3 separate regions of the Homo sapiens genome follow, and regions 2 and 3 are each linked to region 1. Evidence: chromatin loops called from intact Hi-C (ENCODE). Cell type or tissue: A673. All regions are shown on one strand. Region 1 has its middle 60 kb from the start of LINC02834. Region 2 overlaps LOC102724080 (a long non-coding RNA gene). Region 3 holds the start of LOC102724080 (a long non-coding RNA gene).

Evidence for each region. Hi-C counts contacts between places; a loop is a spot of excess contacts. Peaks named below come from ENCODE experiments on the same cell type or tissue, not always from the same donor. Only the 100,000 strongest peaks of a DNase experiment are listed, where the experiment ranks them.
Region 2: it touches region 1 in a loop (10-fold over the local background); 7 of 110 quality-filtered maps call a loop at or near these places.
Region 3: a loop joins it to region 1, with 6 times the contacts of the local background. A loop is called at or near these places in 2 of 110 quality-filtered maps.

Annotation. Positions count from the first base shown.
Region 1 is chr9:86,646,900-86,649,399 of GRCh38, reverse strand. No RefSeq gene overlaps it. Among named protein-coding and RNA genes, the nearest start is that of LINC02834, 60 kb to the left of the region's middle. In A673, no CTCF peak of the experiment used is centred here; DNase peaks (open chromatin) are centred at 439, 719 and 1,059; H3K27ac peaks cover 2,341 bases.
Region 2 is chr9:86,485,934-86,488,433 of GRCh38, reverse strand. The region is part of intron 1 of LOC102724080 (a long non-coding RNA gene); the gene reads right to left. Among named protein-coding and RNA genes, the nearest start is that of TUT7, 130 kb to the right of the region's middle. In A673, a CTCF peak has its summit at 994 (motif pointing left); a DNase peak (open chromatin) is centred at 963; H3K27ac peaks cover 2,500 bases.
Region 3 is chr9:86,412,941-86,415,440 of GRCh38, reverse strand. It overlaps LOC102724080 (a long non-coding RNA gene), which reads right to left and starts at 1,600. Exons shown (of 2, transcript XR_007061636.1): 1 at 871-1,600. In A673, a CTCF peak has its summit at 996 (motif pointing left); a DNase peak (open chromatin) is centred at 940.

The DNA.
Region 1 (2,500 bases):
GGAATATCTCTGCATTATTTCTTACAACTGCACATGAATCTACAATTATCTCAAAAAAATAGTTTAATTTAAAAAGTTTTGTTCACTAATTTGCTCAAATATGTATTGAGCCACTCATGCATTAAAACCAAATGGGCTTCCACAGTTTACAGCTGACATTTCAGCAGTGGGATTATAAAATAAGATATATGAGCTTGCCTATGGGCTGGAGAAAGGATTTTCTTGGAGGGAGAATTCAAATTGTGAAGCAGAAAAACATGTTCAGTCAGCTCTTCAGCAAAGAGGGAGTGGTGTGTTGGTAAAATTCTCTGTTGCTGCACCCAGATGTTCCAAAACGATGGGCTGGCTGAGGTGTGATGTTCTCAGAAGACCATCTTCCCCACCTCGGGTCAACCTGCACCCTACACTCTCAGTTTGCTCTCTCAGGAGAGAATAGGCCTTCGGAGCCCCGTGGGATGCTGCATGTTAGGTTTCTGGGCTCCCAGTGGAACCTGCCCAAATTAGCCCAGAGCATGATGGCAGTGAGGGCAGGTGGCCCCGGGTTGAGAGCACGGCTTTGGAGACACACATACCTGAGTTTTTGTTGTTTCTTGTCCACCTATTGGTATGCAATCTTGACCAAATTACCTATCTTTCCTAAACCTGTTTTTCATCCACAAAGTGAAGTATCTACTTCCTGAGCTGGTTCTTTCATTTGTTTAATGCATTTTAATAGCACACCTAGAATGGGTCAGTGACTGTTGTAGAGACTAGAGAAATCCCAGTAAACAACACAGAAGAAAGGAAGGAAGGGAGGGAGGGAGGGAGGGAGGGAGGGAGGAAGGAAGGAAAGAAGGAAGGAAGGAAGGAAGGAAGGAAGGAAGGAAGGAAGGAAGGAAGGAAGGGAGGGAGGAAGGAAATCTTGAGGGTATTCAGATAACAAATGAAATAAATAAAATACATAGTATATTCAATAGCGATTAATACTTTTCAAAGGGAAATAAAAAGCAGAAAAGGAGGCTAAGATGTGCTGAGGAACGAAGAGAGGATTTGATTTTAAAAAGCGTAAGTCCTCATTGAAAAGGTAACAGTTTGAGCTTAAGTTATTATGAATGGCGTGAGAAAGCCATGCAGCTAGTTGCAAGTTTTAATGAGAAAAGGAGAGGATTAAATGAGATAATATTGGTAATAGGCTTAGTATAATATAATGCTTGGGACACAGAAAATGTTCAATAAATGTTAATAAGAGAGACACTGAAAGAAAAAATAATTATAGACCAGTAGAATAAATTCTACCCATAATACTGTAAATGCAGGTGGCTTCAGATGTCATAAAACTACTTAGTACTTGCAGAACCCTGCCCGACTGCCCTATCATCTAAGGTTATGTCTTGAAACCTGGTCCACAATTCACCTGCATCAGCATCACCTGGATCTTGTTAGGAATGCACATTCTCAGGCCTGCTGAATCAGTCTCTGTAGGTGGAGCCCAGGAGCACGCATGCTCACTAGCTCTTTAGGGAATTCTAATGATGGCTAGATTTTGAGAACCATCAGCCTGGAAGGAACAGGCCCACTTATCATGTGACCTTGAGAATGACACTCCTGACAATGTCCACACATATCTCAATCCTTACACTATGGTAAGTACAGTCATGTGTCACCTAACGGCAGGGACACATTCTGAGAAACACAACTGTAGGTGATTTCTTCATTGTGTAAACATCGTAGAGCGTACTTATACACATCTAGAAAGTATAGCCTCCTACACAGCTAGGCTATATGGTATGGCCTATGCTCCTAGGTTACAAACTTGGGCAGCATGGTACTACACTGAATACTGTAGGCAACCGAAACACAATGGCAGCTATTTGTGTACCTAAACATATCTAAACATAGAATAGGTACAGTACAAATACAGTATAAAATATTTCATTTTAGGGCTGAGTGCAGGGGCTCATGCCTGTAATCCCAGCACTTTGGGAGGTCAAGGCCGGCAGATCACTCAAGAGTTTGAGACCAACCTGGGCAACATATCAGGACTCTGTCTTGTAAAAATGAAAAAAAAAATATTAAAAAAAATTACTTTTTTAACAATACACCTTTATAGGGCACTTGCCATGAATGGACCTTGCAGGACTGGAAGTTGCTCTGGGTGAGTTCATGAGTGAGTGCTGGGTGAACGTGAAGGCCTAGGGCATGACTGTGCATTATTGCAGATGTTATAAACACTGGACACTTAGGTTACCCTAAATTTATGTTTAAAATTTCTTTCTTCAATAATAAATTAACCCTAGTTTATTGTAACTGTTTTACTTTTTAAAGTTTTCTTTTTCTTTTTCTGTTTTTTTTTTCTTTTTTTTTTTTTTTTGAGATGAAGTCTTGTTCTGTCGCCCAGGCTGGAGTGCAGTGGTGCAATCTCAGCTCACTACAACCTCCACCTCCCAGGTTCAAGCAATTCTCTACCTCAGCCTCCCAAGTAGCTGGGATTACAGGTGCCCGCCACCACGCCCAGCTAATT
Region 2 (2,500 bases), 160 kb after region 1:
CCATAGTCTCCGATGTCCAGCTGCTTCTCCTCTCTGCCACCTGAGTTCTGGGGTTTTTATAGGCACAGGATAAGGGGCAGGGCAGGCCTTGGGTGGTTTTGGAAATGGCAACATTTGAGCAGGAAAACAAGGATGTAAGTTCTACCTTTGGGCAGCAGTTTCAGGCTTTTCGGCTTGAGGGTGGGTCCCCCGCAAGGGCCCCACCCTCTTCTGCCCAGAGTTTCCCTGCCTCCTGGGGGCAGGGAATCAGTGAGGACTCTTTGCAGAGGCCCGAGGCTGCACAGGGCATCACATCGTGAGGGGGCTGAGCATGCTAGCTCCCATCTCTCTTCCTCTTCTTACTAAGCTACCATTCCCACTTTAATGACAGCTCATTGATCCATGAATAAATCCAGGCACCACCTAAAGGCCACACCTCTCAATACTACCACATTGGAGATTACATTTCAACATGAATTTTGGAGGAGACATTCAAATCATAGCATACAGAAACCAAAAGATTGACATTTGAAGATGTTCTAATCTAACTACTCTAATATGCTGTCTCCAAATTATCAATGAATTTATCTTTAAAGGTAAACATCTAAGTAAACTAATATTATTGTCACTGGGCCATTCTATGGCCATTTGCTGTAAGGACACTGTTTCTGAATTTCTTTTTGTCCAACTTATCTTTCAGTTGATTGTATTTTCAGCCTTGACAGCTAACAGGATGGCTTGCTTATTATCTAATTTTAATAAAACCTCAAGATTGTAGTAGAGAAAAAGCAGGTTCTGGGGTCTCCAGTTCAAGGTCCCATTGTCATTTCCTTCCTGAGAGTTAAGGAAGGGGTTTGGAGAAGGAAATTCTCATGAATGATGCTCGATTGATCCTTAAATGTGTTTACTCTGGTTTCAGCAGCATCAGTTCTCCCAGCACAGAGACTAAATAATACTTTGCCATTTCATTCTTCTCCCAAGCAGATAGCCTTAGGAATGTATTTACTGCCACCTTGTGGAATGGAAATAAACTTAAAGGGCCTAGTCTAGTCAAATTTTGTTCCCAACTTCTCCTTTTTTGATCATTTTGCTTTCTCTGGGAAGGAACTTCTAGGCTGATCTTGTTACAGGAGCCTCTTGCACCTGGTGGGAGGTGAGGGGGAAGACTCAGTTTTCTTCATACACTGTCATTCTCTGTCAAAATGGAGCTATAGCATAGAAAAATCAAAAGCTTTCAGTCCTTGGAAAACTCCTAAACCTCACTGACAGTGCCAGGAATTGAACCATAATCCCAGATGATTATATTTACAAGAAAAGGCCTACCCATAATCTCTGCAAAAGATAATATTATTCACATATGTTTTGTATAGAAATCCACATACATTGGCTTAGCATGTTTGGATTTTTATCTTAGACTAGAAAATCAGCCTGACCTAACAGAAGTGTGTAAAACTGCCTGCCCTACAATATATCACATCATTTGCTTTTAATGCTGTGCATGGTCTGGTTTATTTTCCATTGCATTTTTCTGTTGCAAAGACATTTCTATAGCTGTGTATATGTCTAGAGATGGCTCTAAAAAAAGGACTGACTTAAAAACAAGACTGTACCCATGTTGGGATAAACATATCTGTTTTACCTCAGAGTGAATTATCTCATTATGAGAAAGTTTAAGTATGTTAAATATACACCAAAGTTTTTGTTGTTGTTGGTTTGAGACTGGGTCTCAATCCGTCATCCAGGCTGCAGTGCAGTGGCAGCATCACAGCTCACTGCAGCCTCAACCTCCTGGGCACAAGTGATCCTGCCATCTCAGCCTCCTGAGTAGCTGGGACTACAGGCACACACCACCACACCCAGCTAATTATTTTGTATTTTGTAGAGATATGGTTTCATCTTCTTGCCCAGACTAGTCTCGAAGTCCCGCACTCAAGCAATTCACCCATCTTGGCCTCCCAAAGTGCCGGGATTACAGGCATGAGCCACTACACCCGGCCTACACCTAAATGTTTTAAAGGTTTAATTATAAAAACTGCATCTTTTTAATTTTAAAAATGCACAACTTTTTCGCTTGGAAGAAGCTACTTTTGTACAGCTCTTCTTCATAATACCTGAGTAATAACACGTACTACTGCAGCTTTAGCCTGAACCATCACAATAGTTATAATACTGGACAGCAAGGACCTTAAAGCTAAACAGATAAAATATAGGAAGTAACTAAAACCATCTTGCAGCAAAACTTCTTCCTTCATGAAATCTTTTTTTTTTTCACCAAAAGAAGGAATTAACTCTAACTAGGGTTGTAATTTTTGCCACACGATTCTCTTTATATGCCAAAAGGTTCTGGGGCTGAAAGTTCAGGAGAGGAGGGACAGATGACTGAGGCTCTCTCGGGAATGCTTGGGAATCTGGAATACTGAAGCATGAATATTTGGGAGAGAAAAGGTCTGACACAAGGCAGGACCCAGAAAGGGAGCTGAGCCAAGTTCTCCAAGAGCCATGTAAGTCCCCAGGCTCAAGT
Region 3 (2,500 bases), 230 kb after region 1:
TCTATTTTGAAAAAAATTAAAATTATGAAAAAGTTACGAGAATAGTAGGATGAACACCATACACCCTCTGCCCAGGTTCATCAATGTTAGCAGCTGAATACAGTTGCTTCATCTCCCCCTCTCCCACGCATTCATTATTGTTAGTGTTATATTCTGAGCATCTTGACATTACTCTTGAACTTCTTGCTAAAACATTTGAACACCACTGAAAAGCTGACTTCCTCAGAGTTTCCCATTTTCACACTAAATGTCCTCTGAGACCTAACCAATCTTGAGCGGACCAGTTAAATGGCATCAAAAAAAGTTAACAAACCCAGAAGCAATTTTAAAGGATAAAGTTAAGTTAACTTGGCTGGGCGTGGTGGCTCATGCCTGTAATCCCAGCACTTGGGGACTCTGACGTGGACAGATTACCTGAGATCAGGAGTTTGAGACGAGCCTGGCTAACATGGTGAAACCCCGTTTCTACTAAAAATACAAAAAATTAGCCAGGTTTGGTGGTGCACGCCTGTGATCCCAGCTATTCTAGAGGCTGAGGCAGGAGAATCGCTTGAACCCGGGAGGCAGAGGTTGCAGTGAGCTGAGATCGCGCCATTGCACTCCAGCTTGGGCAACAAGAGCGAAACTCCGTCCCCAAAAAAAAAAAAGTTAAGTTGACTTTTCACCAACCTAAAGTTAACATCATGTATTAGGAGTCAGAGTTAATGGTTCTCTAATTCTGTCTAGGCTTACCCTGTAAAGACACACAGGCAGAGAAAGACAGAGAGAGGGAGAGAGAGAGTTCTGCCCCAAACACATTTTGCCAAAATGAGCGTGTGACATGTTAAAGCATCATTTCACACCTCTATTGTAATTTAACTTTCTACTTACATAGATTTTGCTCTGAGTTCATCCTCATCGCAGCTTTATGGGAAAAATCACCAAATCCCTGTACAAAGAACTGCTGGGATTTTTTTCTTTAACTCTACTGCCATCTAGTGTTGAGAAAAGAGAATTCTGGACTCTGCAAAAAAGAATGTATATTATTTGCTATTTGCTTGTATATCTAGATTCAAACCTGTTTTATTGCAGAATAAATTTGGAAGCTATATCCACCATGATCTTCTTGTTTTATTTTGGATTCAGTAAAATTTCTAAGAAAAAAACTTCAAAAATTAGGCCATATTTCACATTATCCTGAAGGCAAGATGGACAGTAAGGCTTAGTTTTCCCAGCGACCCTTTGGCCCATTTGGCGTCACAAAGGAGTTCCCCTCTTCCTTCCAGCTATTTGTCTGGTTCTTTGGCATGACTTCTTTGTGATGCTTACTGGTCATTGGCTGTTTCCTGTGACTCCTGTGGGAATGTGAGCTCCCGGAAGGCAGAGATTTTGCCTTTTTTTTTTTTCTTTCCTGCTTTGTTCATTGATATATCCGAAATTACTAGAGCAAAGCCTGGAACATACATGACAAGCATTTAATAATTATTTATTCAATAAATAAAGGAATAAATGAAGGAATGTTGGGAATCATTCTAGAAATGGGTGTAAAGGCATACTAGGGGACTTCGAAAAGGTCATGGGGGCCAGGCACGGTGACTCACGCCTGTAATCCTAGCACTTTGGGAGGCCAAGGCAGGAGGATTACCTAAGGTCAGGAGTTCAAGACCAGCCTGGCCAACAAGGTGAGACCCGGTCTCTACTAAAAATACAAAAATTAGCCAGGCATGATGGTGCACACCTGTAATCCCAGCTACTCAGGATGCTGATGTAGGAGAATCACTTGAACCTGGGAGGCAGATGTTGCAGTGAGCCAAGATCATGCCACTGCAGTCCAGCCTAAACGACAGAGCAAGACTCCGTCTCAAAAAAAAAAAAAAAAAAGAATTAAAAGATAAAAATACCAGCCTGGCCAACATGGTGAAACCCCATCTCTACTAAAAATACAAAAATTAGCCAGGTGTGGTGGTGTGTGCCTGTAATCCCAGCTTCTCGGGAGGCTGAGGCACAAGAATCATTTGTGCCCAGGAGGTGGAGATTGCAGTGAGCCAAGATCGTGCCACTGCATTCCAGCCTGGCCGACAGAGCCAGACTCTGTCTTAAATAAATAAATAAATAAATAAATAAATAAATAAATAAATAATATAAACTTTATTTCCCAACATAAGCTTCATCAAGTTCAAGATACTTTTCTAAGTGATGATACCAACCATTTTGTCCATCCCTAAAGAACTGAGGGTCCTGGGAATTTAACCATGTTCATGTTGTCTTTTCTATGTTATTAACTGAGGAAAAATGGGTGATCTTTAAAGATTTTTTTAAGAATAGAAAACAGAAAGAAGTCAGATGGAGCCAAATCAGGACTGGAGGATAGGCACCTAATGATGTCTCATCAAAACTCTTGCAAGATTGACCTTGTTTGCTGAGAGGAATGAGCAGCAGCATTGTCATGGTAGAGAAAGACTCTCTGGTGAAGCTCTTCCAGGAGTTTTTCTGCTAAAACTTTTGCTAGCTTTCTCAAAAT